2 separate regions of the Homo sapiens genome follow, and region 1 is linked to region 2. The links are chromatin contacts, found by Hi-C or POLR2A ChIA-PET in ENCODE. All regions are on one chromosome and are shown on one strand. Each heading gives the region's core, a stretch centred on a gene start or an enhancer-like site at or near the end of the contact. The rest is flanking DNA. Distances are from core to core; before and after follow the strand shown. Region 1 has its middle 6.2 kb from the start of MIR365B. Region 2 overlaps RAB11FIP4 (RAB11 family interacting protein 4).

Region 1 (3,957 bases), core at 204-2,703, 43 kb after region 2:
AAAAACATGCCAATGCCTGGTCCCATGCAGGACCCATTGGATCTGAATTGCTGGGGAATGAAAGGGCCCAAAGACTGGTATCTTTGTTTTTGTTTGTTGTTTTTTATTTGTTGTTTGTTTTTTTAACACAGGGTCTCTCTCTGTCTCCCAGGTTGGAGTGCAGTGGCTCGATCTTGGGTCACTGCAGCCTCAATCTCCGGGGTGCAAGTGATTCTCCCACAGCCTCCCAAGTAGCGTGTGGTGTGTGCCACCGCGCCTGGCTGGTGGTTGTTTTTGTTTTTGTTTTTGTTTTTGAGACAGAGTCTTGCTCTGTGGCACAGGCTGGAGTGCAGTGGTGCGATCTCGTCTCATGGCAACCTCTGCTTCCTGGGTTCAAGTGATTCTCCTTCCTCAGCCTCCCGAGTAGCTGGGATTACAGGTGCCCACCACCTCGTGCGGCTAACTTTTGTATTTTTAGTAGAGACAGGGTTTCACCATGTTGGCCAGGCTGGTCTCAAACTCCTGGCCTCAAGTGATCTGCCCGCCTCAGCCTCCCAAAGTGCTGGGATGACAGGCATGAGCCACCACGCCCAGTGCCTGGCCATTTAAAAAATTTTTTTTGTAGAGACGAGGTCTCACTATGTTGCCCAGGCTGGTCTTGAAGTCCTGGGCTCAAGCTTCCCAAAATGCTGGGATTATAGGCATGAGCCACCACACCTGACCAGTTATTATTTTTTTTTTTCTTATGTTCCTCAGGTGAGTCTCTTAAGCAATCAGAGGAGAACTGTTGGGTTAAATGCCCACAAGCTAGAGATGGAAGAGGTTTCCTCCAGCTTTGCCTTCAGAGCCCGATCAAGGGATGTGACCATTTGCAGTTGGCCAACTTTCATTTCCGTTACTGTCTCTGCTGCTCAGTCATCTTTTGATCCTCATTTTGCAAGCAGAAAACTGAGGCTAAGGGGATCGGGGGACTTATCTGAAGACACAGAATATGGCAGAGATGAGATGTAAAATACACAACTTCTGACCCTCCAGATTAGTGCTGTTTCAGTAGTACTAGTCATTAGTATTCATGATGAGCATATGGATCATAAGAAGCATATTCTTGTGCTTAATAATAATTGGACACTTGGTCATCACAGTATGCTGAGGCGTGGGTAGGGGCTGCCCCAGCAGGGTGAGTCATCATCCCCTAGTTTCCCAATGCTCTGTGTCCCCTGCCAGCCAGCCTGGACCCACAGCTGCCCGCAGCCTGCCCTGTTGCACTAATCCCAGCTGTGGGCACGGTGAGATTTGGCCCCATTTTACACATGAGGAACAGGCTCAGAACACTCAAGAGGCTTGGCCCATGTCACCCAGCTCTCCTTGCCTGGACAGAGGCATCTAGGAAGGAACACAGCCCTGCATGGGGCTTGCTTGTCTGAGTCCTCAGGGACAGAGCTCTACTGGGGGTGCCCAGGTCTCTAGCAGACTGTCCCTGCCCCTCTCTCCTTCCTGCCCAGCTCAGCTCCAGAGGCCTGGCCTGCGGGCAGGCTGGGCAGGCAGCCAGCGCAGGGAGCTAACGATGGGTGCATTGTCGGCTCCAGGAAGTGGTCAGCTGTTCCCTGGCAGGTCTGCAGAGCCGGAGGACCAGCCTGCCTTGCTCGTGGAGGGTAGAGATAGAATCTGGGAGCTCAGAACACCATTTTCCCGGAGCCCAGTGGCTCTGGGCCAGCCCTCGGGCTTCCTTTGGAAGGGAGGGCCCCGTGTACTCCTCCGCTCCTTCCTTGCTTGGCATTGGCCCTCTCCCTCCTCAGTCTGGCTCTCACCGTCCCCCGGCCCAGCACTTTGCAGCAGAGTGTACACTCTTGGCAGCGATGTCCATTAAACCTGCTTCCCAGAAAGCAGCATGGCTGTACAGGCAGATTCAGCCAGCACCTTAGTGGGAGATGGGGCAGTGGGCATCAGCTCAGGCTTTTCTTGCCCAGGTTCCCTGGGGAGCTGGGTTGGAAGATAGCCCTAAGCTGCCTTGGCTTCCTGCTTCCTGGATCAGAAGTGCCCTCAGCTCAGTCAGCAGCCTAGCCGCTGGACAAGGCTGAGACAAGCGCTTTGACCTCCTGGAGTTGGGCTGGGACGAGCCTTTGCCTGGGAGTCTGATCAAGGCGGTCACTGAGCTGAGAACCTGGGGTAAAGCTCCCTGCTGAGCCTGTTGCCTCATTTGTTTGATGGGTGCCATAGTTCCCTGTAGGAATGTGGGTACTTTCTAGGCTTCTTCCAAATAGATACAAGAAATTGTGGCTGCCTTTCCCTTCCCGGCCAGGAGTACACTTCAGCAGAGAACTCAGTGATGCCTGGCATGGGGAAGATGCCCAGTGAATGGTGGTTGCCCCACACGGCTCAGGAAATGAAGTTTGGGTCACAGCCTGAGGATGGTGCCTTCCATCCTTGACCCTGCAAGGACAACCTTTCCTGACAGTCTCCTCCCTGGGTGAAGTATTGGGACAGTGGCTCTGGACTGGAAAACTGAAGCTTTACCTCTTTGCTCTGGATTCCCATCAGGTCTAGATTGCTGAGGCCCAGCGCCCACAGAGGCATCTTCCCCTCTAGGGGGTTTGTCCTATAAGCCCGGACTCCGTCAGCTCCGAGGCACTCCTGCTGGGCCTGGGCCAGAGTGGCTGATGTGGAACTGCTCCCTCCCCTGCCAGCTTCCTTGGGGTGCAGACAGCCCAGCACAGGCAGGAAGGGCTTTCTGTTTGGCTGGACTGGTGGGGAAGCAATTAGTGCTTACTTTCTGTTTTGATTCTTGTAGCTAATAGGCAGAGTTTGTGATGTCACGGAAAAGCAGCCTTGGGCCCGCGTGGGTTTGAGGTCTGTCCCTGATAGTCTGGCCAATGTGGAATTGTCTGGAGGTAGGGGTGTATGCTGACACTACTCCCTGGGTATGAGGTGGCCATCTGTTGGCTTTCCATGCCCCCTTCTGATAATACCTCTTTTAATACCTCTTTTTTCTGTTAATAACTTCAGGAGATCACTTCTCCCCTACCCTGTATCTCTGGGGTTCTGGTGTGGCCAACCCCAAACCCTGGCTTTAGACACTGGCATGTGTTCCAGGCCTGGAGGCCAAGTCCTGAGACTCTGCCATGGGACATCTGCAGCAGTTATGGGGAAAGAAGCATTCTTTTTCTGAGGGAGTTGCTGTATTGATAGGATGTAGGCTGGGAACTGCTGGTGGCCATCCTGTCCTCAACTTGACAAAGCCAACAAAGAGGAAAGAAAATGAAGAGATGAGGCCAGGCACCGTGGCTTGTAATCCCAGCACTTTGGGAGGCCCAGGTGGGCGGATCACAAGGTCAGGAGATCGAGACCATCCTGGCTAACTCAGTGAAACCCCATCTCTACTAAAAATACAAAAAAATTAGCTGGGCATGGTGGCGGGTGCCTGTAATCCCAGCTACTTGGGAGGCTGAGGCAGAAGAATGGCATGAACCCAGGAGGCGGAGCTTGCAGTGAGCTGAGATTATGCCACTGCACTCCAGCCTGGGCGACAGAGCAAGACTCCATCTCAAAACAAACAAACAAAACAAAGAGATGGAGAGTATGGATCCAGACATCAGTGAGCCCCTGGATCCAGCCATGCCTGAAACCAGCTGCAGCCTGGACTAACCTGATTTTGTGAGCCAATACATTTCTTTTCTTTTTTCTTTTCTTTTCTTCCTTCCTTCCTTTCCTTTTTCTTTTTCCTTTTCTTTTTTCTTTTCTTTTTTTAGAGACAGGGTCTTGCTCTGTCATTCAGGCTGGAGTGCAGTGGTGCAATCATAGCTCACTGCAACCTCAAACTCCTGGGCTCAAGCAATCCTCCTGTCTCAGCCTCCTGAGTAGCTGGGACCACAGGCACATGCCACCACACCCGGCTAATTAATTTTTTTTTTTTCTAGTGATGCGGTCTTGCTGTGTTGCTCAGGCTGGTCTCAAACTCCTGGCTTCAAGTGATCCTCCCAC
Region 2 (3,757 bases), core at 916-3,415:
GGGAGTTGGGGGGGGGGGGCGCGGGGACAGAAGCGCGGGTTCTTGGTTCCAATGAGGGACTTAGCAGAAGCCTCCAGGGGCCAGCAGGGCCAGGTGAAACTGGGAGAAATGAAGCCCTCTGTGTCCTGTGTGTGTGGTGGGGTTTAATGCATTAGCAAATTTAAACTTAAAAACTAACTCTAGGCCGGGCACGGTGGCTCACACCTGTAATCCCAGCACTTTGGGAGGCCAAGGCAGGTGGATTGCCTGAGCTCAGGAGTTCGAGACCAGCCTGGACAACATGGTGAAACTCTTGTCTTTATTTTTTTAAAAAAACAAAAAGTAACTTTCGATGTGATCATACCAGGAAAGTTTTGCGTGGTCACCATGCCAAGAAAATGACTTTGGTTGCCCAGCAGATCCACAGCGACTCTTTCTCAAGGGCTACTGTGGATTCTAGATTGAGGAAAGGGGCCACTTAGGACTCAGTGCTGGTATCCTCCACAGTCCTTTCTCCCAGACTCTGGCCCTCCCTTTGGGACCCAGGAAATCCCCTCTAGGGTGACGCTGCTGGCTAGGAAGACTGAGGTCTGCTGCGCCAAGGGGCCTCAAGTTAGAAGGGCCATGCCGTCAGTGGATGACTTTGAGCGCTGATCCTAGGGACCTGCCAGGTCCTCACTTCCTGCCCTGGGTGCACACATGAATGGGGCAGCCAGCAGGAAGCGGGAGAGGCTGGAACCAGGAGCCTGCCCTACCTGCATGGCAGGACAACTCTGAGGCCCTTCTGCCATATTCTCTGCTACCCACCAGAGAAAATAGGCTGCCTTCTAGAAAGATTTGTTTCTAAAAGCGTAGACCCTGGGGAAGTATAATGTCACCATGCTCACCAGGCGAGGTTTCCCATATGACCTCCCTGCCCCGACCTCGTAGGTTGCTCCTTTCCCCATCTGTAAGGTAGAGATGTCTGCCCCGGAGCTACCAGCTGGGGATGGCATCCAGGCCATGTCTCCTGCAGGATCCAAGTGCTGTTGTCCCCAGGGTGACCCTGCCTCCTGCTGGGGCCCATCCGCTTTGCTGTGCTGCACAGGCTGTTTTCATCTGCATGGTTTGGGGTCTTTGTCCTTGTGCCTTTTCTTCCCCATCGCCACTGTACAGGATTTTCCACATTGCCCACTGCCTCCTTTTCTACATCGTCTCATCTCCCTGGCCTTTCCCGAGCCCTGTAAATGTGTACTTTTTCAACGTGCCTCCCCCAGGTGAGGCCAGCTCTCCCGGGCACATTCGTCCACAAGGATCAGGCCCCACTTACCCTTGGCTCGCTCAGCCTGTAGACTTGGTAACTTTGTACAGAATCTTTCATTATTGTCTTAAGCATGGGGGGCTAGGACCCACTTAGTCCCTCCTCCAGCCTGCAGCTAATTTAGGAGCCTTGCATTCCAGAAAAGGGCAACTTTGTGTAAAGCAGCTTCTCCCACAGAGCTTTCCCTGCATTGTTAGTGATGTCGGGCAAAGCATCACTCTTTAACCTGGGGCATTGGCCCCAGCAGGGATATCATGGGACCGCAGCCGCTCCGTGCACTGTCTCTGCCCCCAGAGGAAGCCCTGTCCATGGTTCCTGGTGCACGGCCACAGGCCTGCCTTGAGGCCACCACATCTGGTGTCTAGAACAGCTGCGGGCCCCACTTGGGCAGAAGGAAGAGGTGCTAGCTGCTGCCCCTGCCTGCTGTGAACACCTGCCCAGCCCTTCCTTGTCTGCTGAGGTGCTCAGACCAGAGTGCCATTAAATACCAACTGATGTCACGGAGCGGACGGTGCATTGCCAAGGACTCACAGCTGTGGGCTCCCTTCCAGCTCCTCCCACTTTCTTGGCTGGGTCTTCTGAGGCCTACGTGGAATGAACTACACATGTGGCCTCATGCCCAAGGGTTTGTTAGATGGCCTCTGACTCTGTGGGATTCAACTTGACTTTTTTGCCCCAGGAGGCTCTGTCTGGAAACAGGCTTAGCTTTAGTGCTGGGGTGGGACCTGCCCTGTGGGCCCCAGGGAGGGGACAGTGGGGGTGAGGCCCTGAGGCTGTCCAGGGTCTGAGCTCTTTGCCTCCAACCTGCTTCTGCCCCAAAAGGAACAGGCTGTTGGTGGCAGGCTCCTCCCGGGGAGCTGTACTGTACAGACCAAGGTGTAAATAAACAGTTTGCTCTTCTCGCCTGACTGAACCATGAGTTTCTGTGGTTGGGGGAGGGTGGGCAGAAGAGGCCTGGTTCCAGGGCTCACAGGGACAGATGGTCTCCCTTAAAAAGAGCAACCCCCCTGCCCCCCACCAAGTTTGTGGTTCCCAGGGTGGCTGGTGCTGTCCCCCAGGGGCAGGGTGGAGTGGGGCGGTGTCACTCTTCAGTCCCTAGGGGAGAAGACGTGGATCCCAGAAGCCTCTTTAATGCCACCATTCCAGCCACAGGGCTATGATGTTTGGAAACTTTGTCCTTTGTGTGGCTATGTTCTTTCCCACTGAGGTCTTCCTAGGGGTCCAGTGGGGTCCCAGTGCCATGCTCCCTCCATGTCCGCCGCTGTGGCTCCCCAGGGTGACGGCCCAATGCCTCCATTCAGGACTGGCTTCAGACCTGCCAGTGCTTGTCTCTGCCACACCATCAAGTACCAAGGTGGTCCCCAGTTGAGTCAACCAGACCCCTGGATTTCTGCCTTCTGTCTGCTCCTTCCTCTATTACAGGATTCCAGGCATGGAAGTGGCTTCACAGGTGGCCCCGGCCCTCCACCTCCCAGTGCAGGCCCTGGTGCCATGAGTCCTCCAGGGAGGGCAGACAGTTCCTCACTCACTGGACTTAGCCTCCTGGCTCAGGAGACGTCACCTCCAAATCCTGGGAGTGCTGTGTCCTCTTGGATCTTTATTGCCTCTTTCCTCTTTTTTTTTTTTTTTTTTAAAGATGGAGTCTTGCTCTACTGCCCAGGCTGGAGTGCAGTCGCACAATCTCGGTTCACTGCAACCTCCCCCTCCTGGGTTCAAGCAATTCTCCTGTCTCAGCCTCCCAAGTAGCTGGGATTACAGGCACCCAACACCACACCTGGCTATTTTTTGTATTTTTAGTAGAGACGGGGTTTCACCATGTTGGCCAGGCTGGTCTTGAACTCTTGAGCTCAAGTGATCCACCCACCTTGGACTCCCAAAGTGCTGGGATTATAGGCGTGAGCCACCGCACCTGGCCAGTTCCCTCCTTCCTCCTAATATTCCTTCTTTCCTTCCCAACTTAGGCTGCCAGATTTGGCTAGTAAGAATACAGGATGCCCAGTAAAACTTGAGTTTCAGATAAGTAGTCCAACGAGCCTCATCTTTACTTGATTACAAATAGGGTCTTTACATTGCGAAGACCCTGTTTCCAAAGTAAGCTTGCATAGGTATCAGGGCTTAGGACTTCAACATATCTTTTGGGAGGACACAATTCAACTCATAACACCTATTGAAGGAGGTCCTTGGAATTGCCTCAGTTTACCATCCTGGAGAGAGGTGGGAGCGAGCACTGCTGTGTGTACAGGCTGTACCCTCTCCTCTGCACAGGTGTGTTCCCCATTCACCCATTTTGCAGAACATTTCCTTACAGTCCTATTAAAAATGATGTCATCCCTGTGCCCCCTTGAGGCCACAGCACCTGCTAAAGGTGTTTCATTGTTGGATTCCATTGACTCACCAGGCCCTCAGTTAGAGGGCCCTTTAGGGTCATCGGCTGGGCCCAGGCCAAAGCAGATGAATGGGTGGATAATATCTGAGCAC

The links. A loop is a pair of places that touch in the nucleus more often than their neighbours do. ChIA-PET counts read pairs that join two places held with the same protein, here RNA polymerase II (POLR2A). Pooled maps may share reads with other maps.
Region 1: a pooled map shows a loop between it and region 2 (3-fold over the local background). The contact joins two enhancer-like sites. A Hi-C loop is called at or near these places in 4 of 168 maps with a recorded cell type or tissue (B cell, Caco-2, Calu3 and 1 more), 1 of 37 single-sample maps with no recorded cell type and 9 of 50 pooled maps. POLR2A ChIA-PET finds 5 or more read pairs at or near these places in 5 of 52 experiments (GM12878, K562, MCF 10A and 2 more).

Annotation. Positions count from the first base shown.
Region 1 is chr17:31,579,643-31,583,599 of GRCh38, forward strand. No RefSeq gene overlaps it. Among named protein-coding and RNA genes, the nearest start is that of MIR365B, 6.2 kb to the left of the region's middle. RefSeq lists an enhancer at 1,080-1,129. Within about 2 kb of position 1,454, at least 32 of the 41 ENCODE cell types and tissues checked have a DNase peak (open chromatin) inside an H3K27ac peak, as active enhancers do; they include B cell, where a contact is called at or near this core.
Region 2 is chr17:31,536,031-31,539,787 of GRCh38, forward strand. It overlaps RAB11FIP4 (RAB11 family interacting protein 4), which reads left to right. Exons shown (of 15, transcript NM_032932.6): 15 at 1-2,181. Among named protein-coding and RNA genes, the nearest start is that of MIR4724, 3.0 kb to the left of the region's middle. RefSeq lists an enhancer at 2,360-2,429. Within about 2 kb of position 2,166, at least 4 of the 41 ENCODE cell types and tissues checked have a DNase peak (open chromatin) inside an H3K27ac peak, as active enhancers do; they include B cell, where a contact is called at or near this core.